Linked DNA regions of Mus musculus: all the other regions are linked to region 5. A link is a loop called in an ENCODE intact Hi-C map of the cell type or tissue named here. Cell type or tissue: left cerebral cortex. All regions are shown on one strand.

What was found. A loop is a pair of places that touch in the nucleus more often than their neighbours do. Peaks named below come from ENCODE experiments on the same cell type or tissue, not always from the same donor. Only the 100,000 strongest peaks of a DNase experiment are listed, where the experiment ranks them.
Region 1: it touches region 5 in a loop (6-fold over the local background); 12 of 42 quality-filtered maps call a loop at or near these places.
Region 2: it touches region 5 in a loop (5-fold over the local background); 4 of 42 quality-filtered maps call a loop at or near these places.
Region 3: a loop joins it to region 5, with 5 times the contacts of the local background. A loop is called at or near these places in 13 of 42 quality-filtered maps.
Region 4: a loop joins it to region 5, with 2.9 times the contacts of the local background. A loop is called at or near these places in 8 of 42 quality-filtered maps.
Region 6: it touches region 5 in a loop (4-fold over the local background); 11 of 42 quality-filtered maps call a loop at or near these places.
Region 7: a loop joins it to region 5, with 16 times the contacts of the local background. A loop is called at or near these places in 32 of 42 quality-filtered maps.

The regions. Positions count from the first base shown.
Region 1 is chrX:99,361,467-99,365,466 of GRCm38, reverse strand. No RefSeq gene overlaps it. Among named protein-coding and RNA genes, the nearest start is that of Gm30704, 29 kb to the right of the region's middle. In left cerebral cortex, no CTCF peak of the experiment used is centred here; DNase peaks (open chromatin) are centred at 1,183 and 1,606.
Region 2 is chrX:99,508,209-99,512,208 of GRCm38, reverse strand. No RefSeq gene overlaps it. Among named protein-coding and RNA genes, the nearest start is that of Pja1, 39 kb to the right of the region's middle. In left cerebral cortex, CTCF peaks have their summits at 1,834 (motif pointing left), 3,754 and 3,959 (motif pointing right); no DNase peak of the experiment used is centred here.
Region 3 is chrX:99,197,360-99,201,359 of GRCm38, reverse strand. Gm46674 (a long non-coding RNA gene) reads right to left here and starts at 2,659. Exons shown (of 3, transcript XR_001782764.2): 1 at 2,517-2,659; 2 at 168-765. In left cerebral cortex, no CTCF peak of the experiment used is centred here; a DNase peak (open chromatin) is centred at 2,042; H3K4me3 peaks cover 719 bases; H3K27ac peaks cover 893 bases.
Region 4 is chrX:99,213,359-99,217,358 of GRCm38, reverse strand. No RefSeq gene overlaps it. Among named protein-coding and RNA genes, the nearest start is that of Gm46674, 17 kb to the right of the region's middle. In left cerebral cortex, no CTCF peak of the experiment used is centred here; DNase peaks (open chromatin) are centred at 439, 584 and 2,082; H3K4me3 peaks cover 892 bases.
Region 5 is chrX:99,133,194-99,137,193 of GRCm38, reverse strand. Efnb1 (ephrin B1) reads right to left here and starts at 1,133. Exons shown (of 5, transcript NM_010110.5): 1 at 181-1,133. The coding sequence starts at 308. In left cerebral cortex, CTCF peaks have their summits at 326 and 2,147 (motif pointing left); DNase peaks (open chromatin) are centred at 418, 1,149 and 2,143; H3K4me3 peaks cover 1,928 bases; H3K27ac peaks cover 1,288 bases.
Region 6 is chrX:99,291,004-99,295,003 of GRCm38, reverse strand. It overlaps Gm30649 (a long non-coding RNA gene), which reads left to right and starts at 3,404. Exons shown (of 3, transcript XR_386998.3): 1 at 3,404-3,609; 2 at 3,739-3,816. It overlaps Gm39528 (a long non-coding RNA gene), which reads right to left. Exons shown (of 3, transcript XR_878181.2): 2 at 697-921. In left cerebral cortex, no CTCF peak of the experiment used is centred here; a DNase peak (open chromatin) is centred at 1,744.
Region 7 is chrX:99,654,010-99,658,009 of GRCm38, reverse strand. No RefSeq gene overlaps it. Among named protein-coding and RNA genes, the nearest start is that of Gm41898, 55 kb to the left of the region's middle. In left cerebral cortex, no CTCF peak of the experiment used is centred here; no DNase peak of the experiment used is centred here.

The sequences.
Region 1 (4,000 bases), 230 kb before region 5:
CTAGATCACTCCCACAAGCTCAGGTTGTGCCTGGAACCTGACCTCAAGACCAAGCTTCATGTCAACTTCCAGTCAGGGTGACAAGACACAATTGTCAGAGAGTTTCATGCTACAGCCATGCCATGCCCTTGGACACTGGCAGGAGCTAGGCGTCTAGGTTTGAAATTTTAGCTCGATACGTCCTGGGCAAACATAAGGTAGGAATGGAGGTGCTCTTAGTGAAGCTTGGATTCTCTTGTTGGGCCTGCAGCCTCCCATGTGCTAGGCAAATGGTCTGTCACCAAGCTCTCCTCAGCCCCTTTTCAGTATTTTTTTTCTATTTGTTTGTGGTGTGTGTTCAGTGTGTCTGCGTGTGTCTGTATGTGGGGGTGTCTGCACATGCATGTGCATAGAGGAATGCATGTGCAAAGCCACCCAGAGGTCAGTGCCATGTGTCTTCATCTGTCATTTTCCACTGTTTTCTTTAAGGCAAGGGCTCACTATGTATCCCTGGCTGACTTATAAATCGCTATATATACCAGATTAGATTCAAACTCACATAGATCTCTTCCTGCTGAGTGGTAAGATTAAAGAGGTACCCATCACCTGGCTTTATCTTTGAGACATCATCTTAGTAAGTTGCCAAGGCTGCCCTTGAACTTTTCATGTAGCTCAGGCAGACCTTGAACTTCTGATTCTCTGGCCTCAGCCTCCTGAGTAACCTGTCTGCTATGCCCAACTCAGAAGGTTTCTGAAGGTCAAAGAGAGGCAAGTATGGCAGCATATACTGGCAATCCCAGCACTTAGAAGGCAGAGACAGGAGGGTTTGAGGCTAGCCTGGGCTAGATAAAGAAAACCCTACTACCACCTATTTCAAAGAAACCTAAAAGAAGGAGATAGAGGAAGAGAAAGAGACTGAAAGGGTCTAAGCATTGCACTTGGCTCAAGAAGGGACTGGGCAGGTAGAACATTCTTTCTCCCCATCCCCCAAACCTTCCTCCTCACTTAGACTGATAGTATTAAAGCTGGCCTAAAGACTACGGGGTGTCTGAGCACAAGTTAGAGAGCCTCTTTGGGGATTTGGCTCCTTCCAGAGAGGCTCGAGCAGGAGAAACTGATTGGGGTGGAGATGCAGGGGAGGAGTGGCAATGAGGCCAAGCTGGGTGGGCAGCTAGGGATGCGGTGGTGCTGGGTAGCCCCATCTGGGAGAATGTGTGCTGTACCCCCCACGAGGCTTTGAGTCATAGGCAAACAGTTCTGCAACGATGCCTCCTCCCTCAGCTCCCAGCCACAGACACACTTGGAATTTCCAAAGTTTGGTTTTTGCTTTTGCATAGCTGGGAGTTTCAGAAATATCCACCTCCAGAGATAGCCTAGAAAGGTCAATTTCTTTCTTCTAGCATTTGAGGTTGGCCCTGGTGGGGCATCAGAGGGCACTCAAGCCTGTCCTTCCCCAGTCCTCTGTAGCCTGATAAATATGACCTAGATAGAGGTTTGAAGAAATGGAATGACTGGTCACAGGGGCCACTGCAAATTGGTGACAGAGCTGGCTCAGGCCCCTGGCCTCTTCCATCTTGCATGACAGATGTTTGCCTGCTCACTCTCTCTGTTCTCTCAACCCTCAGCCTGGCCAGACCATCTGTCTTGCTCTCTCCCATCTTCACTATCAAATGCAGTCTTCACACTACAACAAGAAACTGAGTGTTTGAGATGCTCAACAAATAGGAACTTCTAGTGCCTTCTGACACACACGTCTAGATTAACAGTGGTCAACTAGGACGTGCACTTGAAGACCTACTTTCTATGGGTAGCCTTCCCCTTGTTCAGCCAGGTGTTACACATGACAGATTGGGCCACCAAGAAGGTAGGTCCAGCCTTATCCAGCTCTAAAGTGTTCCTGACATAGGACGTTAGTGACCCAAACTGAGCAAAACTTAGAATAAAGCTGGCATCAAATTGAAATTTGGGTATAGAGGTGGAACTTGCCAATATTCCTCTCCAGTGCCATCCTGCCCAGGATAGAGATGCTTATTCGCCTGTTCAGAGCCTGGCTGCATAGCTCTGCCCTGTATCTGAAAAGACCCCGATCTCAATTCTGCCACATCTCTCCATTGTAGGACTGGTGTAGGTGGGACAAAAGTCCATCTGTCCCCTTCGAAGGAGCCAGGTGGGAACTCTTGCCTAGAGTAATGCAGCTGGCATATTTAGTCCATGGCCAAACACTCTGTTGTAGACGTGGATGCGTTGTCCTAGAGCGGACAGAGCAAAGGCCTGCTATGAGGCACGTGTCCAGTGGAACTCTCCTGCCTTGGCATGTGGAGGGAGAATTCTTGGCAAAGCATCACCCTCACAGTAGACAGAGCTCAGTTACAACCTCAGATGTCCTTGTGGAGTGACCTTGGCCAAGTTACTTTGTGAAGCCATGTCTCCTCATCTCTAAAGCCCTAGACTTTCACCATTTTAGGTTCTGGAGGTCAGTACCTGTTAAGTGCACTTTCTTGGTGAAAATACTTGAAGAAGGAATACACACAGAGACACTCGTGTGTAGTGGGGGTAAAGAGGGGACATACGCATCAAGAGGATTGGGGTTGGGTTAGCTGATGAGCAACTCTGTGCACATTAACAGTAAGAGATGGTAGCCCAGAGAGCTCCCATATTAACTAATTAACTGACGAGGGGCCAATAGAAGGACACGGCTCTTCGCTCACTAAGGATCCTCTGGAGGCAGGGTGATGGGGTACCTACTTAGACAAGAGAAAACAGGAGATGGATTTCCTGGTCTTCTGAAGTCTCTGGCATGTCACCCACTCACCAAGTGTCATAGTGAACATTGGCAAGAAACATCAGGTTTGTATGCAAGCTTGCTCTGGGCATATGCCCTCAAGGGTACAGTATGGATTCAAGTTTAGCTCGCTGGCGCCAGGCTGGACCCCCATTGCTCTCTTGAAGTCCTCACCATCCTTAGTTAGCCCCAACCTTACACTGATGCTGCAAATGTGTTTCTGAGTTCCTATACGCTGTGTAGAAGTGTCTCCCTGGTCACTGGGGAGGGCACAGAAGCTGAGGAGCCTGGCTCAGGAGAAGAGGCTCCAGGCCTTTCCAGAGCTTCAAGTGAAGGATATTCACAGAACGTCAACCAAAGGCTGCTGGGATTATGACTGATTGAGAGTTGCTCTTTGTCTGAGTCACATTGCCTCTCCAGACCTCAGTTGTCCCACATGCAAGTAAAGAAACCAGGTTAGCCAAGGTATAAAGGATTCCTTTAGCTCCTAAGAGCCTATAGAATGGCCAAGGTGGGGCAGGTTCTGGTGAGGTCCAGTGTAGGGAGCTGACCTAGAGCACCTTGGGGATCTTTTCAATTGGAGTCAGAGTCAGCTGTGTCCCACTTTGTTCCTATCTCTTGCTCTGGACACTCAAGTTTCTGGACACACTGAACCCACTGTAGCCACTCCAGGAACCATGCTTTTGTTTGGAGTACCAACCTCTTTTCAATTCAAGCAGAAACCCAGTAATCATGGATGCTACAGAGGATTTAAAACTAAAAAAGGGGGAGGGGGCATGTTAGACTATATACTCTTACTTCCCTCTAGCCCAAAGTGGACTGGTTTCCCCACCCCAGGACTGTACCAAAGAGCTATTGCTGTCCAAGAGATTCTGGGATCACGAGCACAGAGCACAGCTGTGGGCTCTGAGAATCTTTCTGCTGCCACTCCTTAGCTCTCGATCTTGTCCTAGCTTATTTTCTGTTGTTGTGATAAGCTCCATGACCAAAAGAAACTTGGGGAGAGAAAGTTCTCTTCCAGCGCACGGCCCATCACTGAGCACATCCAAGGCCGGAACTCACCCACAGCAGGAAGCTGGAGGCAAGGACTGAAGCAGAGGCCATGGAGGAGCACTGCTTTTTCAGCTTAGTTTCTTCTACCACCTAGGACCACCTATCTGAGTGGTACCTCCCACAGGGCTGGGCCCTTCCACATCAATCTGATGGAGACATTTTTTTTCCAAGCGATTTTCCCTCTTC
Region 2 (4,000 bases), 380 kb before region 5:
GAGAGCATTGGCTTAGCATGTCCAAGACCTTGACTTCCAAATGGATCACTGGAAAACAGCAGAAAAACAGCCGAGTCTTTCCTAAGGGGATTCTGTCCTTGGCTCTTTCAGCTTCTGGTGACTACTAGAATTCCTTGGTTTGTGGCCAATTCACCATGATCTCTACCTCCATAGTCACGTGGCTTTCTTTTCTTTTTCTGTCCAAGCTATTTCTCTTCCGCTCCCTCATAAAACGATATTTGTCTCTTATGTAATCACAATGAGGGTCTCTGTGATAAAATCTAGGGTAACGATCTCCTAATTTCAGAGCCATGTTTTAGTCTCATCTGCCAAGATTCTTTCCTGAAATCACATACTGCTGGGGTGAGGATAGTTGCAGGGACTGGAATTTGATGTCTCTGGGTGTCTTTTTTTGTCCAGCCTATTCTGTGGCATTGAAAACACCTTCCTCTTCTCTTTGAGAGACTGGCTGCTCCCAATGGAACCAAAGCCATGGTTACAATCTATTCTTCTCTGCTGCATCCCCAATCCCTGAAGCAGGGAAGGCCATCTGGCTACAGGCTTAGCACCTTGCTCTTCCTCAGGACCAACCATGCACTCTAACATGTACTTGATGCTCTCTTCGGGCTCTTGAGGACACAAGGCAGCATGTCAGAAACTGAACTCTGACCTCCAGACATCCTGACAAAGTCGTGCGCAAGGGCTTTCTTTGCAGAGCCAGCTTTCTCCTGGTGCATGCACAGACAATGGCTGCTTGCTGACCAAATTGGGAGCACAGGTCCAACCAGAGGTTGGGAGAGCTAAGCTCACCAGCTTTCAAGGTCTTTTTTTCCAAAATATTCCTGAAAAAACTCCAAAGGGCTGAAGTTTACAAAACAACTAACACAGGGAGCGATTTAAGATCCTATTCTTGCATCCTTGCATTCCAGACAGGTTCTTAAATCCCTAGAGCAGGCTAAAACAATGGCCTCTGAAGACATCACATCCGTGTCCCTAGATCTCTCCAATGGTACCTGGTTTGGGGAAAGAGTCTTAGCGGATATGACTAAAAAAGGGTCTTGAGACAAAGAGACTGTGGTCCTCCATTTTATCCACAGCCCACAACATAGACAGGAAGCAGGAAGCAGATGAGCCCAGGGAGTAGAGGCAAGCAGGCACCAGTGATAGACGGGGTTTACCAAGCAAGTCCACCAAGTCTTGGGCTGGAGCCATACAGAGTAGGGAATTCAGGTTTCTAGAACAGAGACTTAACAGAGAGCCCTGGGATTTAGCATCACCTGCGGGCAGCATGTATTAAGGTGCTAACAGCCACTTGGTAGCATGGCTAGGAAGGGCGCTCTCTGGCCTGGTGGGAAACTGAGAGGAACTGGGGAGTGTGACTTGGAGAGGCTTAGCTTATCGAGAGTGAAACAATGAAGATGACCCTTAGGATCATCAAAGAAGACAGCACTGTGACCTGTGTGTGGAAACCACAGGGACAAAGGAAGAACTCCGGTAGAGCTAGAGGTATCCCAATAGTCTCTTTCTCCCTCCTTCCCTCCTTCCCTCCTTCCCCCCTTCCCCCCTTCCCCCTACCCCCCTTCCCTCCTTCCCCCCTCCCTCCCTCCCTCCCTCCCTCCTTCCCTCCCTTCCCCCCTTCCCTCCCTCCCTCCGTCCCTCCTTCTCCCCATTTCACCCTTCCTTAGGAGAATGGCTCTCCTGACCCAGAAAGTAGGAAAACAGAGGTCAGTCAACCATCCGGGTAAACCACCTCACCCAAATAGGAATCTAACCAGCTAACGGCACAGCCCCCTAGAGGCCAGAGAAGGCTGTCTGCTTGTCCTCGTTCTCTTGTTAATTTTGAAGGGTTTTTATCAGTATCGTTGGGATACACATGGGAGGTGAGAGGACTGCCCTATGAAGTCAGTTCTCTCCTGCCATCTTTGTTTGGGCCCTGGTGGCTTGAACTCAAGTTGTCAGGCTTACACAGGAAGTGGCTTGACCTGCTGAGAAATCTGCCGGTCCTTCTTCTTTTCTAGGAGGCATTTCCTCATGCTCCCAGCCCTCCTCAGAGTCATCTCCTCCCTCTTCAGAAAAGGCAAAGCACGAGGGTATCTTGTGGGAGTGGACAATTGTGGTTGGTCTCCCCCATGAGACAGAGGGAAGTGTTCTCCGACTGTATTCTCCACACATCGCCTGGCACCTGGACCCCAATAGTTCCCAGAAAAGAAAGAAAAGGGGTGCCAAGGAGTATTGGGCAAAGAGGGTATTCACAGGTCAGCTCGAAGCCTTTCAAAATGCAGATTTACAGCCTGCATAAGTGCATCCTAGAGGGAGACTGGAAAAGCAGCCGTGATCTCTCAGAGTCCTTCCTGGCCTCAGAGGGTGCCCTTAGACACCAACCCAGGGAGCTGTTTGTGCACCATTCTGAGATCTCGCCAAGCTCAGGCTTAGGTTCCCAGGGGGCTCTTCCTCCCTCCTGGCCCCTCTGCCTCACTCGAAGGCCCCTCCAGATGGGCCCCATCCTCCTTGAAACCCCCAGCTGGACCCGCCAGCTGGGCCATCTCAGGGAGAGAGGCCCCAGGAAGGTCCGGAGCCCACCCAGCAGGCTGGAAGGGGAACAGCTGCCTGTGGGGTGAGAGAGCTGTGGGGGTGAGGTTCCCCCAGGCAATCTGTGTTAGAAACGGATTAGCTAAGAATGGGGGATGGAGGCAGGGGTACCTTCGTTAGCTATAAAAAAGCACACCAGGCCCAGGGATCCCAGGCATGAAGTGGTCATTCTTTGCAGCTCCATGGATTGGCTCCATGCCCACTTAAACACTTCATATGTGGGTTGTTCAATGCCCCACACTGGGAGCTCTAAAGCCTGGAGCTTTGTTTGGGGGTCTATTACCGATTTTCTGTATGACCTCAAGCATGCCCTGCCCCACTTTACTCTGTATCTCACTTGGGCCTAACTTCAAAAATGTTAGTGGCTGGGCTGGAGAGATGGCTCAGGGGTTAAGAATACTCACTGCCCTTGCAAAAGACCCAGTTTCTGTTCCCTGAACCTACATGGTAGCTCACAATGTCTGTAACTCCAGCTCTAGGCAGTTTAACACCCTCTTCTGGATTTCACAGGCACTGGGCATGAACATAGTACACACATACACACATGTAGGTAAAACGCTCATATGTATAAAATAAGATGAAAGTCGATAAACCCTTTGAAGATATTAATGCTGCCCACTGATGGTAGAGATGAGATGAGACTCAATGGAAGCCAATCGGGCTCCAAACTCAAGTCTGCATTTAAATGTAGATCTCAGCTTCCTTGAGACTCATACTGGAGGCTCCTCAAAGGCAGAGATCCCTGTCAGTCATCACCATGCTCCTAGGCCCAACTCTGACCTGTGTGGAGTTGACAATCAAGCATTTGCTAAAGGAGTAAAGAAATAGTGAAAGTGTGAATGGCGACCCCGGAAAACATCATATCCACACACACTTTGACTTACACTTCTAAGGGTTTTTCAGTCTCCAGAAACCAAATTCTCAATATTTATAGGGCAAGGAGACCTATACAAAATATGCTTTAAGAATTCGAGTTCATTGCTGTCTGCTGCCACGGCCTAATCAAGAAGGGAGCTAGAACGATCTGGGGTTTAGAAGATGTGAGGATTTTCCATTTCTTCCTTTGATTTTTTTCTTTTAATTTTATGTGTATTTGTGTTGTGCTTATATGTGTGTCTGTGTGAAGGTATCAGACCCCCTGGAACTGGAGTTACAGACAGTTGTGAGCCACCATGTGGGTGCTGGGGATTGAACCCAGGTCCTCTGGAAGAACAACCAGAGCTCTTAACCACTGAGCCATCTCTCCAGTCCCTTCTTTTCTTAAATAATTTTTTTAATTTTATTTATTTATTTGTGTGTGTGTGTGTGTGTGTGTGTGTGTTTTGCTTACATGAATGTCTAAGTACCATGTGCATGCATCTTGCAGAGACCACAAGAGGGTGTCAGATCCCCTGGGACTGGAGTTACAGAT
Region 3 (4,000 bases), 64 kb before region 5:
AGCTATCCGGGTCCCTTGCTCTCCAGGAGGCAGCCTCCTCTCTGACATCATCTGTAGTCAATTCCCCTGAGGGCCATCCCCAATTTTCATTTCCTCTCACTAATCCTCACATGCAGTCCCTTCGCACAGCCCGGAACCTCCTCTGTCCCCGAGCTGGCTCCACTCACCAGATATGTGTTGCAGCTCACAGACCTACGATTCTCAGTTGGGAAGGCCTTGGAGAGTTCAGCATTTCAAGTCTCCTTCCTCCAGGCCCTGGAGGAAGATGGGCAGGGCCCACTCACTCACTCACTCAGCGTCTTGGTGCCATTAGTAGAGGGCTCCCTCAGTAGACAGAGGTAGTCTATACCTTCACAAGGCTAGGAAGCAGAGTGCTAGCTGACGACAAGCCCCCACTCACATTCTTGGCCAGATACCCCTGAGTAGTTCACAACATAGACCACTTCCCACGGTGGCTCTGGGAGACACGTATTAATCATTGGAAGCCATGACCAGAATGCCAGACTAGGCTCTTATCTGAGGTCCTGATTTAAGAAAGGTAATATGGAATTAAGAATGGTATATGAAGCCCCAAACAGTCTGAGAGGCAGGACAGCACCAAAGAAATGCAAGCTGCTGTGCCAGGCTGCATCTGAGTATAGGTACATAGAGCAAGACTCACCCATTCACCTCTAGGACTGCCGTGGTCAAAGAGAGGAGCCAGAGCTGAGGGCAGCAGGCTTAAGCAACAGGAGGACACACGACGCCAGCAGGAAGCCCTGGGTTCTGTTCAGAGAACAGTAGTCCAGGACTGAGGTTCAGGTGGTGCCAGTATGGTTAGAGCTGGGGGCTGATAGTGAGGAATCGGGAAGTGACCCTTACAGGGATGACTGCCCATCCAGGTCTAGACAAGTCTGTGTGCAAGCCCCCCATGCCTTCTCTAGTTCCCCTTTCACTGGAAGAGCCCTTTGCCGCTTCCACTGCTAACTCAAATGGGACCTTCTGGCAGAAGCGTTCCTTGGTGCCCATCCCTGTCATCCCTGCAGGGCTTCTTGGCCTTAATTGTCATCACAGAGTCTCACCACACCGTACCTCTCAGTTTCTCCGAGTTAGCCTGGCACTGAGCCTGGCTACTGGGTGGATGCAGAGTGAAGCAAAATGGACACATGTTTACAAATAGGCCACCAGTTCTGGGTGTGGGAAGGCCAGAGGCCTTGACAGTCACCTGGGAGTACTAAAAGCGCATGTCTCTTCTCATTGTCAGCCTCCAGGCTGTGTCTGTCATCAAGACAGGATGGCAGGGCAGAGAGGCGAGAGGGGGCAGATCCCTGTGACAGGGGATCCCTGTTCCGCCTAGGCCAGATTCTCCTCACTCATCTGTCCTCAGTCTGGCATCAAGCTCCGGATGGGATTCAGGAAACACATGCAGAGGATACCTAAGTGACATCTAAGCTATCCCTCTGATGGGCCCCGAGCCAATGTCCTGTTATGATTGGCATGCCGGAACAGCCCCAGTTGTCCCTTCTCTGGCCATTCTGGAAGGCTCTGTTTTCCTAGAGAGGCCTTACCAGTGGCCCTAAGCCCTGTCCTATACCTTCCGTGTAACAGCAAAGCCAAGCAAGAGGAAGTGATATCAGTGAGCCTGGCTTCTGGGATTCTGGACTCAGCTTTTCCATGAACTTCTCTGGTGACTGTGGTTGAGTGTGTGATCCTCAGTGACCCTTGGAGTCTCCCTGCTAGAGACTGGAGGCCTCCCAGAGGGAGAGACGGTCCAAAGAGAGCCAGCAAAGGGTGGCTTTAGGTGCTGAAGCGTGGCCCTCATCACCGTGAGCAAGCCACATCTGGTGCCCTGCGCCAGGCGCCCTGTTGTCCGCCCTAGTGCCTGAGCCTGCACCCGCCTGGCCACAGGCTGAGGAAACATAATTGTGCCGGGCTATTTCAGACCCATTATCTCAGCTCAGCCCCGGCTTCCTGAGCAGGCCCCGAATTAGCCTGGCGCTTTGTTCTCAAGTGCATTCGTCAGATCGCTTGGCCTGTACCTCGGGAGGAGGGAAGAGGAGGGAGGGGAGGGCAGAGAAGGAGGGGAAGACAGGGGCGGAGACTGGGCGGAGAGGGAGAGGGAGGAGGAACTCGATGCTAATTAAGTCTCATTAAAAAGAAGACGACAATGAGGAATAAGGCGAAGAAGAAAGAAAAAACGAAGTGGAGGGGGGAGGGAAGGGCTTGCTGAGGAAGCAGAACAGCCACCGGGAGAGACGCACACAGAAGCGCGCAGGCACACACACGCCTACAAAAAGACAGACAAACACACACAGCTCTCCCTCCCGGGCAGCCTGTGCCCACTCTGCCCTGTCAGCCGTGGCCCTCCAGTTTGGCCCCAGACTTCCGCTCAGAACCTGCGCTTTCTTCCTGTGTCCAATTCAGCTAGGATTCAAATTCTGCCTGGGCTACTCAGTAGTTTAAGCCTGGTTAATCAGCTCTCGGGACCTCAGTTTCCAACATTTGTCACAGAGGAATGAATCCCCAGCTCTTCTTACCAAAACTGGCTGGAGGAGAATCGCGTATGCTCAGAGCAGCCAACATCCTAGCATAGTGCCCCTCGGGGTTCCAGCCTGGCTATGCAGCCACCTCTGTGCAGTTCTCAGAGCTGGGGTGGGATGGCTTCAGGGCTTGGGCCCTGCTGGGCTCCCTTCCCTCCTGCCACAGTTGGCCTGCACCCCCCTCGGCCGCCCCCCCCCCGCCCGCCCCTTGCACCACCACCAGCCCAGGCTGCTTTCATGGACCATTGCTTGGGCAACAGACAAAGCTGCCCAGGGGTAGGGAGCCTCTACATCGCCACAAAGGTCCCCAGTCGCCCTAATGAACTAACTCAGCTCTCTTTCTCTCAGAATTCTTGTTTCTTAGTAACTCACGTCTTCCAATGGAGCCCAGCTTAATGCCAAGCCTGCTTTTCCCAACACTCAGCTAGCCCCTGGGTAGATGAGAAAACTAGGCAAGGGATGCCTGTACCACCCCTCTTTGTCTGTAAGGAGAATCCAGTTTGACTCCCCCCACCACCCCACCCCCAGGTCAGGCTCACTATCTTCAGGCCTGACCATGCTTCCTGCTCCCTCCTACAAGGAATAAGACCTCCAGCTCCCCCTGACATGGCGGTTCAAACTGGGCCTTGTAATGAGCATTTCCACTCCTGCACAATCAGAGTCTTTTCCCAAATTCTCCAGCTCAAGGCACCTCCAAGAAAACTTTGTTGCAGAAATGATCCTCTAGACTAGTGGTTCTCAACCTTCCTATTGCTTCGACCTTTTAATACAGTTTCTCATGTTGTGGTGACCCCCCAAACATAACATGATTGTAGTTGCTACTTCACAACTGTCATTTTACTGCTGTCATGAATTGCAGTGTACAAATCTGTTTTCTGATAGTCTTAGGTGACCTAAGGGAAAGGATAATTTGACCCTGGAAAGAGTTGTCACCCACAGGTTGAGAACTAGATCTAGACTGTCTGTCCTGGATTCAGATTTCGACTCTGAAAATCATTAGCCATGTGACCGTGACCAGCCGATTCCCCTTTTGAATTCTTAGTTTCACATTCTGTATAAAGTGAGGCCAGTGACTGTGGCTGCCCCACTGAGTGCCTGTCACTGTGTAAAGTGCTTAGTGCTGAGCATGGCACATAGTAGGTGCTCAGTTCACGGTATTTGTACTTCTTCCATCTCCATTCCTTGGTGTGATCCTCATCCCAGTGGGCTCTGCCCATACACAAATGCCCTTTGGGTAATCCAGATGCCACTGTGCCTGCCAGGGGAGAGGATTTGGAGGAAAGATCCCCTCTGTGGGGGCTTGGGGTCTTCTGTGGTCTAGGGTCACAGGAATTCAGGCAACCCCAGAAATTGAGGTCAGGGAGCAGAGAGGAACAGAGAGGACAAGGCCTAGTGTTGGGAGGCTTGGCTACCAGTCCCAGACTTTCCAGCCACTCCATGGGCCCTTGAGTGGCTGAGTCTTGGCCCCTATGTGGATGTCA
Region 4 (4,000 bases), 80 kb before region 5:
GTGTTATCTGGGAGCAGAGGGGTTCTGACCATGTAGCACTTGGTTTCCAGGACTCCTGGGCTGTGTCCCTCCCTCCCATGGACTGTGTCCCTCCCTCCCAGCCTCTGCCCTGAACTTTTAGGCATAGAAGGAGACAGGGACCTGAAGCTATGCACGGGGAGTCCGAGGGCCCCCGGGCGGAGGTAGGGGGTCGCTGCAGAGAGCTCAGCCGCCAGCAGCCCCGCCCTGAGTCTTTCGCGGCTGGGGAGGCGCCACAGTCGGCTGGGGGTCTCGGGCACGGACGGGACACTACCCTGGCCTTAGGGCCGCCGCCGCGGGCTTGCGCCGCCCCGCCCAGGCCCGAGGAGAGCGCCGTCAGCAGAATTCCGCGCGCCCCGCTGTGGGCCGTGTTTACCCTGCCGCCCGCCAGCGTCTCGCTGCTGCGCAGCCCAAGGCCGAGGCCCGCCGCGGCGACACCGATGGACACACAACCCCGGAGGCCCGGCTGGCTGCGGGGCGGCGGCAGGGAGCGCTGGCCCTCGATAGAAAGAAACATTGGGCGCGCTGCTGCAACCACCGGACCCTTGAGGCCCTTTCTTGTTGAGAATGCGGGTGCCCGCAGAGCCCAACGCGCAGCTCCGCAAGGGCCATGACCGGAGGTGCCAGACAAAGCCCGCAGAGCGGAGAGAGACAGTGATGGCAGAAGGGCTTGCGCCTGAGGCAGAGCTTGGGGACAGAACGCCTAGCTCCAGCCCTCACAATGCCCTCACCCAGGTGGGTGGCTGACCTGGGTAAGGGCCCTCCTTTCTTCCTGGCCTGCATTTCTCAAGTTGTCCCAGGAAGAGTAAATTCAGGAACGTGGGACCACAAGAAGCCGAGAGTATGTGTCCGGCCCCCCACTCGCCCCCCCTGCACCCCCTACCCAGGGGACAGCTGCCACTCAGCTCCAGCTGTCTGTTGCCTGTGAAAAGAGAGCACGGGATTACTAGATCTTCAGGGTTTTTTTAGAAGTTATAAATCTGAATGTTTATGTAAAAATCTCCTGAATTTTAAATGATGAGAGCTAATTTCTTCATCATGTAGGCACTGTGCAAGCCAAAGCAAACACTTTGGAGGTTTTAAGTGGTCCATAAGGTGACTGTTTATGGCAGTCTCTAAGGCCCACGTGGGCTCTGACAATGGCCACATGTGTAGCTCCATCACCATTCTGACTGGAGTCCAAACCTCATCCAAATGTCACGCCCTCCCAGAGCCACCAGGAGGAGGCTGCCTTGCCCTGGCATCGGGTCCCTGAGAACACATGGTTCAACATGTCCAGACTTACGGTGGCCTTTCTCTTTTGGTGATCCAATGCCACCTCCATTTTGTTTCTGAGGCAGCATCCTGTATACACACACACACACACACACACACACTCACACACGGGGAGGGGGGGACAGAGAAGAGACATCAAGAGACACACAGCCATAGAGAGAGACAGAGACACAGAGAAAGACATACAGAGAGAGATAAAAATAGAAAAGGAAGAAGAGAGAGACAGAAAGAGAAAGACAGAGACAAAGACTCTCCAGGCCTTCCTGGGCCTGGACAACATGGCACCGATAGATTCTACACTATCACATCCAATGATGGCCTGTCACTCACTATTACATGGACTAAAAGAGGCAGTGCCCCAAACGCTCATTGGCCTACAAGTGTCTTTTAATCCTGGAACTGAAATTCCGGGGCCACCACCCTGACATGGTGGGAAGGCAGAGAAGGGAGGGAGGGAATAGAGTATCTTGCTATGGGCCTTCCCTGAGACCTCCCAGTCCCAACTCCTTCCCACTCCACAGCCCACGAAGCCCAGCCAAGCATGACAAGGGTTAATTGGATACCCCCAGCTGGAATCATAGAATCATAAGGCTGGAACGAACCTCGGAGGTCATCCAGCAGGGGTAGAAGAGAGATTTTAATTACCCAATCCAGCTGGCTTGGAAGTACCTCACCTCATCCCTCCGCTCAAGCCCAAGTGGGGGAGGAGACAAGGCCCAGAAAGGGCTGCTAGGCCTGGAGCCTCTCTGAAGGGTAGGCCCTAACCACGTCAGTCACATTCCTATCAGCAACCCCTCCCCCACCCGCAGCAGGGCCTAGCTTTGGATGGACACTCAGTTCTTGGCTGGATAACAGGCAGGGCTGCTGGTAGCTGGAGAAACTGTGAGTTGTTAGCATGCTAGACCACGAAGCAAGTGGCCAGGGCTCTAGGATAAGCTCTGCTCGCAGTCACTAGCTATGAAAAGGCAGGCTATACCGCACCTTTTCACATCCACTTCGGTGCCTCCTTCCATGGCTCTGGGTTAGTGACCCTCCAGGTCAGCTGCCTGGGCTCCCATTCCAGAAGTTTCTGAGCCTCTTTACTATCTAGTCTAGCCTGTGCTACACATGCATCTGAACTCCACTCTTGATGGTGTCATATATGAAAAGCCTTCCCTCTCACCATTTGGATAGCGTGGGGGTGGGGGGGAACTAACCTGGTTATTGCTAAAAGATTCAAAGCCAGATACCAAGAAGGACTTCCTGAAGCTGGAACTTGCAACCGAGGCTGGTAGCCAGGTGGAGTCTTCTGGAGACTGAGAACTGAAAACCCCATAGGGAATTGGGAGTACAGTAGCATAAAGGATGGGCTGGGGGACATTGCCACCAATATCCCTAGGTCCAGAACCTAGTGTGTGGGGGTCAAGGCTCCCAGGATTAGGGCAATAGCCACCCAGCCAATTTCCTGCTAATGAAAGTTAAGGGCATTAGCCCCAGGGACAGGCAGCTGACTTGAGGTGGGCTCATAGCTGCCATGGCCTCTGTCCAGAAGCCACCCAGAGGTAGAACCTAGCTGAAGTAGGCAGAATCGGGTCCTCCCCTACCAGGCAGAGAAATGGACTTCCCTTGGGAGAGCTACAGATGACTTTAAAGGGAGTTCTGCATTATCCCCCCCCCCTTCTGTAAGAGTCCTGAGGGGTCACTAACACTTCTAAGTGGCATCTTCTGTGGGGAAGTTCCCACTGGCTGCAGGCCCAGCCGGTGTCATTTCAACCCAACCCCTTTCCCACAGCTGAGCTGTGTGTTTATTCCAGCCCAGGAACTCAAGCTTGCTCACATTGGAAGTTCTTCTTTAGATCATTCCTCTATGCCTCCTGCTGTGGTACCTCACTCCTTTTTCCTTTTATCCTGCCCCAATGTGGAAATGAAGCCCTCTTTGGTCCCTGAAATGGAACAAAGCTTGGATTTTAGAATGATCCTGTGGTTTAGGAGGTAATCACAGTGCCCCGCCACCTCCATTCCCCATGCCTGCCAGCCCTGCCAGTTCCCTCCTGAGAAATGGCCCAGGCTGTGGGGATTAGAGGAAAGGTCTAGGAGCAGGCTGGCTAAGCAGGGCTGAGTGTGGAAGACAGAAAGAGGAAGGGGAAAAGGAGGGAGGGCCAGGCCAGGGTGGCCTTTGGGTTAAGTCAGATAATAACCCTAAACCACCTGCCGCGTGAGCCGAGTATAAATCACTAATCGGTTTGAGACTTCACATAGGCTAATGAATTTCTCTATCCAAGGAGTCTCTCCAGAGCCACACCCCCTGGCAGGTGGCCAAGCATGGAGTTTTCTGGGGCCTGGCGTAGGGGCAGCTTGTGGGATCTTCCAGCCTGCCCCCTCCTAGTTCCCTCTACTACATGTAGCCTGCTAGGTCTGAGAGCTGAGAAAAGCCAGTGACATGTGGGGCTCTGGACAGCTGTGGGCCCCAGGGACCTGGCCATAGGTGGCCACTCTCTCTGGGTTATGATGTATACTCATCTACAGGAGGGGTGATCCCACTTGCCTTGTGGAGTTGTGAATAATAAAAGCAGAACTAAGGGCCTAGTAGCCAAGTGCCTGGCGTGCAGTATGTACTCGGTCGATCAGCCATAGTCTTCTCAGCCTCTCATATTATGGAGAGAAGGGCAAGCTGGAAGGGTGTGGCTTGGTGCTAGAGGACTTACCCAGCCTGCTCAAAGCCCAAGAC
Region 5 (4,000 bases):
CCCACCCCACCCTTCCGCACCCTACCCCGACTGCCCGCAAGAAAACACTAGAAAAGGCCAGATATAAAATAGGGCGCCGCACCTCCTACGGACAACCCCCCCCACGCACTTGGGGGTGCACGACCTCACCCCGAAGAAGTGCCTCCCACCCCCAGGGACCAGAGTAGATAAGTTACTCACTTAGGGTTAAGAGAGCTCCAGGACACGGGCTCCAGGTTCTTGGCCAACGGCGTGGCAAGCCGGCACAGCGTCAGCACGACCATAGCCACAAGCCACTTGCTGAGCCAACGCTGCCCAGGCCGGGCCATTTTCCCCGGGGCAGAATGCACTTCAGGATCCCCTAGCGCCTCCTCAGCAAAGCTCGCCTCGCCTGCCCGTGCCGCGCAGCGCTCGGAGCCACTCAGGCGCCCATCCTCCGCAGCCGCCGGCCTTGAAGCACTCCCCTCCCGCTGGCCTCGGGGTCGCTCTCCTTCGCCCGGCTGGCCAGGAGGACTCACTGGGCAGGCGTCCCCAACCCGCGCATGGGCTGCGGCCTCCGAGGACTTTCTTCCCTGGCCTCTCCGCCGCACGAGGCGCGACGGGGGCTCGCCGCCCCCGAGTGATCCCGCCGGATTCCGCTCGGCTCTCCCAGATTGTTTGAGACTGCAAGTCCTCTCCCCGATCGGGTCTCCCTGAAGAGCGCTCAGTGGCTGCCCCGACGCCTCGACCGTCCTGGGATTGACGCCTCTGGGAAGAAGAGGCGGGTTGTCTCCCAACAATGCGAGCTCGGTCCCCAGGCTCCCGACTGGGTCCCCCTAACACGGACTCCGTTCCTCCGGGCCACAGTGGGACTCCGCGCCGGCGCGTCCCACGACAGCTTCTACTTTAGCACCGGCCCTTCTCAGTATACTTAAAAGGCTAGTACGGCCCTGCCGAGCAAATCAGTCCCGTCGATTTGCACCTCTGAAGCCTCGGCCGGGTAGCCCGGCAGCCCGGTCGCCAAGTCCTTAATCCCCGGCGATTGAGCCCGAGTGTCTGCAGTCAGTGCGAATCACACACACCCCCCACTGCTGTCCAGCGCGCATAGACTCCCTCCGCTGCCGCTGAGCTTTCTACTCTCCTGCTCAGGCGAGCACAAGGCCAACCCTGCTCCTTCGAACCAATAGAAAGCTCTGTGACGGGGTCCTTGCCCCATACCACGCCCACAGAGCAGGAAGGGGTGGGGCTTCGGGGAGCTCATAAGGACGCTGCTCTCTCGATGGCACGAATCTGAATGTGCGGCTCTTGCGGTTATGCCTCTGTCCCGCTTAGTCTGGTTCCCAGGGAGTTCTAGGGAAGTTGGCGCTTCCCAAAAGCTGCTGGCCTGCTCTCATGCACACCCGGTCAGCACCCGGCCCACTGACCTAGAGCAGACAAACCCTGTCCCAAGTACCTCCAGAAAGCACCGTCCTTGTGTTCTTTTTATACACACAAACACACCCCACATGCGCATACTCGCGTACCAGCCCCAGAATCCCACTCGGTGCCCACTTCTGTCAGCCTGCCTGCTCCCAGTCCAGTCACTACCTACACTCTGTTGGACCCCGTCTTCCTGTCCTCGTAATGCACTCCTTTTTTGCATTGACCACGACAAGAGTCTATTAGACTATTAGAGGTTAGAGCTATGGGCAGTGGAGACTCAGAAAAAGTATTGTGTCCAAAGGGGAGGAGGAATTTATTTGCATCTAGTGAACCAAGCCTTTAAAATTTTCATCTTCGAGAGCGAGCCCTTTGAGACCCTCCACCCCAAACTCCAGGCACACAGATTTAGTCAGTCCTGTCTGAAGGCATACGAAAGGGCCAGGAGCAGGCAAGTAGGGACGAGAGGTCACAAACTGTACAGAAAGCTCTAGGACAGGGGAGAAAGGAGCAGAAGAGAAGCCTTTTGAAAGAGCAAAAGCAGGCATCTGGGCCCTGAGATTCCGGACTCCAGCCTTTCCCGGCCTCGGCCTCACCATCTGGGTCTTTGTCTCCCAGCACTGGCCCATTCTCTCCGCCCCTCCTTGTCTCTTTGCTTATAATTTGGCTCAATCCCATAGCTCAGACCCTCCCGGTCTGACCTACTCGCTTTTCTCAGGTCCCAGCGGACGTACCCACGTGCTAATGTCTCCCCCTGCTGGCCTTCTATAGACTTGCGGGCTCCCGGGATAAGCGGAGGCCTCCCACCTAGAGCCTGCTGAGCAAGTCTGGCACTCAAAGCGCTCAGAGGTAGGCATGGCAGTAGCAAGAGCCGGCCACTGGCCACTCATGTAAGAAAGGTGGGAAAGATCTGGGCTTGGGGACTTCAAAGGTTAGAAAGGCTTCCTATATTCGCGCCCCTCCTTTTTCTCCTCCTCGCTGCCTCCTCTTTTCTTTTTGTAATGAATCGGGTTCTAACTTTAGACTTACTAGGCAAGGTAAGAAGGACCAAAGAACCAAATTCCAGTTCCTTCTTGTTGCTTCTCTATGGAGATAACGGTCTGAGCCCCATCCTTTAGGGGCTTTGCCATTTATGAGTTCCATGTCCATTCTTGAGTCCTTCACTGCATCATCTAATCATCTCTGTCGTTCTAGTGGGGGCATCTATGTGGGGTTCTCCCACCTTTGGAGCCAGAGACCTTGCAACATTCAATGGCTCTGGGTACACACTCTAGGGCCTTTGTTTTCCCAATTGGACTCTGCACTGGGATGCAAGCAGAACAAGGAGAGATACAAATAAGGTAGAAAGACACACCAGCAGTCCACCTGAGACCCCTGCCATCAAAGGACTTCCAGATGTGAATCTAGAAAGCAGCCAGCTGCTTACAAAGTCCCTACAAGGCATCACGGACCACTGCGGATGATTTTCTTTCACCATCCTTTGAAATCAGTTCTGCTATCCCCATTTTTACTTAAAGAGGGAAACTAAGGCTCACGATTGACATATCCTGACCTATCCCTGGGGTCGTTCCTGGTGTCTCTGTCCCCAATTTTACAGCCATTCCTTGTACTATACAGATGGACCCACTTGCAGATGCTCCATGCATACTCACTCTCTTGGCTTATTGTAAATTACAAGCTTCGAGGTTCCTGGAAAACCACAGCCCCCAGGATGGCCAGATCACTGCTCCTCATTCGCAGGTCTCAGAAGGTCACTAATCCTAGGAAGGGTCATTAATTTTGGCCATAGAGCAAAGTGCTTCTCAGACAGGGTCACTATCCCAGGTTGGCCCCAGAGTTTTCCTTTTCATGGCCAACATGCCTTGTGCCCCTCCAGAGGACACTAAATGGGAGCTACCAGACTTGGGAAACAGGAAGACAGAGGTATTTTCTGAGTGCCAACATCTAATTCTGGGCAAAGGGGACAGTGGAAGATGAAGATAGGTCTCTTAGGTCCAGACTTGTTCCACACACTGCTCATCTCTGGTCATGCCACGGCCCCTCTGCCTCAGCCTGGCCACACTAGCTACAGGGGCCTCAGGAGCAGGGTTAGACTAGATGTGCACTCTCTGCTTCGATCAGGGCCCGCAGCTGAGAAATTTCCCACCCCAGCCTGACCCTAGGAGGTTCTCAGTTATAGAGAGAGATCCAGGTTCCCCGACTGAGGGGAAAAAGATAATTCTCTAGAGGAGCCTGAGAGGAAGGCAGGATCCGTGGGGGATGTGACCATTCTTCTATCTAAGCACTTACTAGCCCACAGACTGTCAGGTCATTGTGTCAACACACACTTTACAAGTGGTGTAAAGACCCCTTGACCACAGGAGTGTCAAGCATTGTGAGGCCTCAGGCCTACCTAAGTGTGTTAAAAAAAAAACATATAGTAGCCACAGGAAACTTCAGGCTCTGGGCACCATGTGTAGACACCACACACACACACACACACACACACACACACACACACACACAAACACGAGCTGTGCCTTTTTTGGGCCCAGCTGCCCACACTCATAAACGGGAAGAGAGGCTAGCTTTCAGGGACTTGGGCAAATCCCCTCACCTCTGAAGGGCCTGTTAGTGTTCTGTG
Region 6 (4,000 bases), 160 kb before region 5:
GGGAAGAATAGTTACACCCAAATTCCATCAGCGAGGCTGAGATAAGGGCTGGTCTGCGCCTGCGCATATGTTCTGAGGCAGAAATTACTCCTCTGGGCTTGGCTTAATGAGCAGATCACTTCTGTCCACCCATCCCCGCCCTTTTCCTCCCACGATTGGGTTGAATTCCTTACTCCCCTGTCTGTACTTCCACCACATTCATTCCTGCGCTCAGCTCCAGTCAAGCAACCCCTGCTCTAAGCCCTGGAGGAATCCAATAGTGAATACCCCACACAAAGGTCGTACAGGGAAGAAGGGTAGCCCCACAGCAGGACACACTGCATGCCATCTTCTCACCAAAGTGGGATGCTTGCCACAGATCATTCTGGATTTGGTGCAACATCTGAGCCCAGCAAGCAGTCAAAGCAGAAAGGACAGTTCTTTTCACTTCCACTGCCACTTAGGTCTGAGATACATCACCGGGATTACTGTCATAGCTTCTAAACTGCTTCCTTGTCTCTCCTTTTTTAATTATTTCTACATCAGTCTACTTGTATGACAGCAGCCAAAGCGATTCTGCTAAAATGTAGGCAAGTGACTGTCACATTGCTGAGACCCCTGTCCTGTCTCCTCATTTCACTTTGAATAAGAGCCAAACCTTCACCATGGCTTGCCCACCCAGCCCTGATTTAGTGTGCATTCCTCTCCCAGATTTACCTGGAATGTCCCTTTGGCAGCCTGCATGGCCTCTTTTCTATACTTCAACCCATTCAGCAGCAGCCTTGCCACCTCAGGGGCGCTGCACTTGCTTGGAATGCGCGCTTTCTGGTTGTGCGCATGCCTGGCTTCCTCACCCAGATCAGCTGTTGATTTCAATCTCCTCTGTTTTCAGCGACACACTCTGATGGGTAATCTTGCCAACTTGAGTGGATTGAGAAGCTCCTGGGGGATTCATAAAGCACAGATCAGACTCTATCTGGGCGAGTATTTCTCTAGAGGGTTAGCCAACAGGAAAGAGCCCACCTGAATGTAGGTGGCACTCTCCCACTGGCTGAGATGCACAAGAAGAATAAAGCAAAAGAGCACCCACAGCACAGCCATCCCCTTCTCCCCTCCATCTTTCTCTTTCTCTCCTTCCTGGCTGCCATGATGTGAACTGTCCCCTCTCTGCCCCCAACACACACACACACACACACACACACACACACACACACACACACACAGAGAGAGAGAGAGAGAGAGAGAGAGAGAGAGAGAGAGAGAGAGAGAGATTATACCCTCTCTGCTATGGATTGAAATCTCCATGAGAACAAGGAATTCTGTCACTTTTGCTCATTTCTGTGTCCTCACCACTTGGTCTGGGTACATAGTAATTGCTCAGTAAATCATTTTTGAGTGAACAGATGAATGAACGGCTGAGCAAGGTCACCTGGACTGGTGGTTTTGAGGCTTTCTTCTAGAAGCAGAGAAGTCCACATTTGTCTGGCTGACTCCATTAATGCTTCCACTCTCTGCTCTACCCCTGCTTCTTGGCAAGCAGCAGCGAGAAGTCTGAAATGCTGGGCTAGCTCGTGAGCAAGTTGGGAGATCACTCCTGCCTGGAGGCCTAAGACCCAGGACCCCTTCCCAGATAAAGATAGGTTCTAAAGCTTCAAGAGTTTGCTTTCAAACGAGAAATCATTTTGTTCCTTGTTTCTTTCTCATAATAGAAGCAGTAAATGTTCAAAAAATCGTTGCCAGGCAATTTTCAGTGTTCCATAAATAGGAATAGGTTCTCTTTCCCAATATTGAGCCCCTAACAGTGTCTCGATCCAGCCTTGACTACCGTGCCTACTGTCCTAGCAATATCCTTCTGCATCAGTGCTGTAGAGTGACATGCTTGGTTTCCCTAGTCACAGTGCATGGACACACCGTAATTCCTTTAGCTAAGCCACTTTTTTTTTTCTCTGTGCTATAATAATCAGGCCACGGACATCCTGATAAGTACGTCTCTGCTGACCTATTCTTTCCGCAGGATGAATTCCCAGAAGTGCAATTGTTTCATCACACAGGCCCTCTTTTAAAGACTCTAGATGCTATTGTCCAAATGTGGGAGGATGCCAGCTCTAAGGAGTTGCAGTGACCCCCTGAACTGTGTTTTCGTCCGACAGCTCTCTTGCCTCTCTCACGCTCCTCCCTCTGGAATGCCCTACGAAGGAGAGTGGCGAAATATTCAACTCAACCTCCTCAGCGGTCAGAGCGTGCCAAGGGCTATTTTAGATGCCTTCTGCATTTTAGCCGATTTACTTTACATAGCAGTCTTTTGTGTGGTTGGGATGGGACTCAGTCTTACCCATGATAGGCAAGAACTTCACCAATAAGCGACACCCCTATCTTGCTCCCCTTGTAAATTGGGAGGCAAAGTCTCACTACAAAGCCCAGGTTGGCCTTGAACTCGTGATCCTCCTGCCTTAGTCTCCTGGATACCACCACACTCACTCAGCAGTGTGCAATCTAAAAATATTTGTAGTTCCATCTATCAGACAGATAAAAAACCCCTATGGCCACAAGGTGAAATAGCTTCTCCAGAGTCATGTACCTGGCAGAAAATAGGCAGATTCAAGACCAAGGAGTCTCAGACAAGAACCCAGCAGAATCCCTCCATTGCAAGGGTGCTTCTGGACAGACACAGGCCTTTGGAGCCTGGCAGACCTGGGTGCACTGCCTCTCTGTAACTGAATGATGTTTGGACAATCCCTTCGCATCTGTTTCCTCCCTCACTGTAAATCAAGCTTGGTCACTCCTACCCTACCTGCTTTTCAGGGACATTCAGTGTGCTAACATGCAGCAAGGACCCTTGGTAAATGTGATCTCTTTGTCACTCTCTATGACCTGACCCTTTCACACTCCCTCTCCCAGACCCCATGACTGTAAATCCCGTGGGAAAGAAAACCAAGTCTTGACTCTTCCCCCGAGGTTTCCGAGCCTTGTGTTTCTGGCCTTTTCTCACGCCATCTCCCTCACAGGCCAGAGCCCAGGAAGTGTGCATTTCAGAATATCTGCCCCTACCCACAGCCAGATAACCCCACAGTGGCCGACTGACAGTTGGGGCAAGCCAGCCCCACCCCCTCCCAGCTTCCAATGCTGGAAGTGGAGCAGGCAGGATGGTTGGCTCCCCTCACCCTGCTCCCACCTTCTCTGCTCCCTAGTCCCTGGGCTCAGCTCGCCTCAGATTCCCGGCCTCTGAAATCATTGCTCCAGCCCACCGGACTGGGCCCCGGGCCAGCTCCTCCAGCCCTGGGCTCGCCGGCAGAGTCTTCGCCTTTGCTCCCTGAAGACTAATCACTGTCCTGTCAGCTTGGCCCTCTTCCCCTGTATTATTGTACAGAAATAGCCCTGGGTCCAGCTTCCCCTCCCTCCCTCCCTCTCTCCCTCCCTCTCTCTCTCCCTCCCTCTCTCCCTCCCTCTCTCCCTCCCTCCCTCCCGGCACACCCTGCCAGAGCCTCACTGCTGGGCTCTTCCATTTGTGTTTCCTCCTCCTCCCTCTTCTCTCCCCTCGTGTGCTTGTGTGGATGTGACTTGACCCTGCCTGCTGGAGCCAGGCACAAACTAGAGCCTAGTCCTCCTCTCCAGGGACTGGAGGCTGTGGAGGTGAGAGAGCATGGTAGCTGGTGCAGAGCCTCTGCCAGGGGGTTAGGAGCACACAGAACTTGCTTGTATGCTCACTGGGCCATTGCTCTTGGCCAAAGAAACCCCTTGGCTTCTTTTTGCTCCTTCTAGGTTGCCTCGTCTACTCTCCACAGACAGGACAGAGTGGACACCGAGTTGTTCCTTGGCAGAGCAGGGCTGTCTGGAGAGGTATGATGACAGTCAGCATTGGGGTGGGTGAAGGATGCAATCAAGGAGCTCTGGGAGTCTGTAGCCCCACCTGAAGCCATAGCAACAGGCAGAGTCCAGGGGCAGATGATACCAGGGGCAGACGATTCCAAGCAACAACAGAAAGTGGCAGGCGAGCTAGAATAGAGGTGTGGACTCCAAGCCT
Region 7 (4,000 bases), 520 kb before region 5:
GGAGAGGGAACTGCAGAAAGAGGGACAGAGAAAGGAACGGAGCTGAGCAGAGATGGAGCAGTGGGCTGAAGGTTCCAAGAAAGCCAAAGCTGGCAACATCTCTATGGGACCAACTACACCCTAGTGGGATCAGGGAACTTCCAGTCTAAACACCTTTAGAAGACTCCCAAGCCAAATTCCCACCTCACAGCAGGGTGCACAGACTCATAGGTGAGGCTGGAGATCACACAGCCAACCTGTCATCAAACACAGACTGGCCTCAGCCTGGATTCTCCCCCAATTCCAGATGAAACAGCAGCCCCTGGCCAGGCCAGTATACTTGGTAAGTACAGGGAAACCCACCCATTTGCCACAGAGTTTAAAACATCTTTCTTCCTTCTTTCTTTCTTTCTTTCTTTCTTTCTTTCTTTCTTTCTTTCTTTCTTTCTTTCTTTCTTCCTTCCTTCCTTCCTTCCTTCCTTCCTTCCTTTCTTTTCTTTCTTTCTTTCTTTCTAACCTCTGGTGCCTGGTCTCTGTACGAGCCTGGCCTAATTTCACCACACAGGTGCACACATTATGTGCTGACAGGACCCGAGCTCTGCCAACCCAGGCCCGCTGGGCTACGTGAGAGCAGCATTGGTGCTATGTCATCATCCGCCCATGTGATCCTATTTTTTCAAACTCAGAATCAGGCCAAATTGTCTAATGCATGATATGACCACAGAATGGAATATTTAAAATTAGGCTCATCCCTGGAAATCTAGGCCATATGCTTACTGTCCTGCTACCCCACCCATTGGCGCTCCCTCACACACAGGCCTGGAGATGCCCCCAGCTGTTAGGCAGGCCCTGCGGCTGAGAATGAGGGAGGTGAAAGAGAGCTAATACGTACTGAGCTCGTGCCATGTGTCAGGCATTTTCCAGCTATTATCTCACTTGCCATGACAACCATTTGCAACAGGCACCCTTATAATCTCCATTGCACAGATGAGGAAACAGGCCCAGACAGCTGGACTGTTAACCAAGGTCCCACGGTGACCAAGGCGGCCGGGTTAGAGTGGACTCTGTGACCCCCAGTGCAGTAAACTGACCCTCTGAGCAGTGACAAAACTAACAGGCAGAAATGCTATACCTAAAGCATATGTAAAGTAAGGAGTAGAGGCCAAATGCCTTGGCCTCCGGAAGGTGTGTCCAGCCTAGGGGCCCCATACACTGAGGGCACACTGTTGCAAGGTCACAGGGCATGAGGTGATTGGGATGGGCTTGCAGCCCATGTCCCCCCAGGAACTATGACTTCAGCTTTCAAATTCAGAAAGACTTGGGAGACAGGCGCATACTCTATGGCCTCAGGGAACTAAATAAGAAGTGACAGCTATAGGGAGGCAAGTCTAAAACTAGCTTAAGAACCAATCTACCCTGACTGCCTTGAATTATGGTGAAGTCTCTATTACTGGGTCAGTTCCACCTGAGCACATATCTCGTGCTATGTACAGGCTATGTACGGGAAGGCTCAGTCCATGGATCAGAGGTTAGACACCTACGTTTAGCACACTCTTTTCTCCAGTCCAGCATGGGCACCTCCCATCATTTTAAAATCAGAAAGCCATCCCTTAAGTCTCACTGACAGGAATCATTCTTAGAGCCATGAAGGAGTGGCTCTGAGAAGGGAAAGATGAGAAGGCCACCAGAGACCTAGAGGGGAATCATTCTTAAACAGCCAGCATCAAGCAGACAGATGGCCGATGACAAACGGAGGGAGAAAGCATTCCTAAGCCATTCCGGGGAAGATGACAGGACTCTTTCTTTCACAACACTACTTCACTGATTGATTTTGTGAGTTAAGTCACTAACCCTTGAAAGGATAAAGAAAGGAGCAGTGAATTGAATTCCGCACATCATTATTTCAAATATGACATTAACCAAGCTCAGGTAATGCTGAACGTTTTCCTGCTAATGTCAAGAAATCCTTTCTTGGAGCTAATCTAGATGTCAATTGCAATGCCAACAGACTACTGTTGAATGCTAATGTCGCACAGTGTCATTGGGTGAGAAGTAAAGATTGTCAGATGGCTGGCTGGATGGTGAAAGAGACTGATGATGGCTCTGGTTTGTCCTGACAAGACCATAGGGATGTCACAGGCTATGGATGTTGGAAGAAGGATGGCCCATTCTTTATTGAATGGTTGGTTGTTGTTATTGGTGGTGGTGGTGGTGGTGTGTGTCTGTGTGTGTTTGTGTGTGTGTGTGTGTGTGTGTGTGTGTGTGTGTGTGTGTTCTACCAGATCATCGCCACTTAAGCCAATATTGATTTACCAGACATATGTGTAGGACCCAGATGAAGTTGATGTAGGGAGTAAGACCCCTCTTGAGAGACTCCAGCTACCTCTAGCATCTTCCTTCTTCATGACTCAGAAATGTGCTTTCTTCATGACCATGATCAACTGTCCCTAGGAAAGAGAAAGATCATGGACATGTTTTCCTGGAGAAAGTTATACTACTCTGAGAAGCCATGGTCCCTGTGACACATTTTGAAGACAAGGCTATCCTGCCTGCCAACATGTGTGGGAGATGCTGTGTGATTAAGGTCACCCTCTGCTTCGGATCTGAAGCCTGTTTAATTTCCCAAGAAATACTCTGTTTGGGATAAAATTTGGGACACAAGTTCTAGTTGTGAATGAGTGTCTTAGTTCGGTGTCCATAGAACTAGAAGGGTGAGGATGTGTGAGTTATTGATGGTGTGCCCCTCTGTAAACATCTGTGAGGCAGGAAAGAGTGCTACAGACGAGGTTGGAGGCAAGAAAGGGTCTGTTCTCTGATTGTGTTGCCTTAATATGATCCAGAGTGCATGTGAAGTCTCACACCACACAGCCATTCTGCTATAGGGGTAGCATCTCTTAATGGGCTCTCAATAAATAGGAAACATACTCTCCTATACAGATGAGTTTGGTGGTTCCCATAGCCAAGGACAAATCTCTGAATTCTTCTCACCATTACTCACAGAATGTAGGAATAAGTGAGGAAAGTTATTTTCAGGCAGCAATGCTATCTATCCAGCAAGGCTGCCATCCTATGCTTCGAAAGGTCTTCTTCTTCTAGAAGACAGCAAGACTTCAATCATCATGCCTCCATCAATTAGCCATGAGCTAGCTGTGTCTCACCCACTAGAGGCTACCAGGAATAGGAAATAAAAGGTGGAGGAATTGCTACATTTATGGTCTAATGAGACAGTAGTCCAAGCATCTGTGTTCAGGCGCCCACAAGGCTAAGATGGACCAAGACTGGAGAGAAGATACAGGTAATGTTATCGCCACAGTTGTGTCAGTCCATGATGCATGACAGAGCCATATTTCAAGAGACAGGCTTTGAAGGTTCTCATTAGGCATACATGGACCAGACTCAAGTGGATTGTTTGTAGGTTGTCTGTAATTTTGTTAATTCCATTATTCCCTTATCTCTGTCTTGTTCATTTTCTTCATGAAAATGTCAGCCAGTACTTCTATGCTCAAGGAAGCTATGGAAATAGCTTGGCACCAATCCCAGGGCTGGTATGTTTCATGAAAATGATAGCAGCTACCACCTATTGAGCATTTAATATGTATTGGACATCTACTGAATACTGATTTTCAGGCATTATTGTGTCCTCCTAATTCCTCATTGTGTCCTCCTAATAGGGGTTGGTGTTATGTCATTAATGGGGGTGGCTGATGAGAAAAGGAAACATCAAAGATGACTTCTGAATGAATGGAGGGGCCATTCTCTGAGATGAGGACACTAGAAAAAGAACTCTTCTTTAGCCTCAGCGGGTTCCTCTATATGGGAAATATTCTGGTTCTATAAATCCTTCCTTGTGATCCCGATTTAGAAAACCCTGAAACTTCTTATAGAGACAATGGGCCCATGCCTGTAACACCAGGCTGTGAGGCTGAGATGAAAAGATCCCGAGTTCAAGGCCAGCCTGCACTGCATAATGAGTTACAGGACACTCTACAGCTACACAATAAGAGCCTGACTCACATTTTTT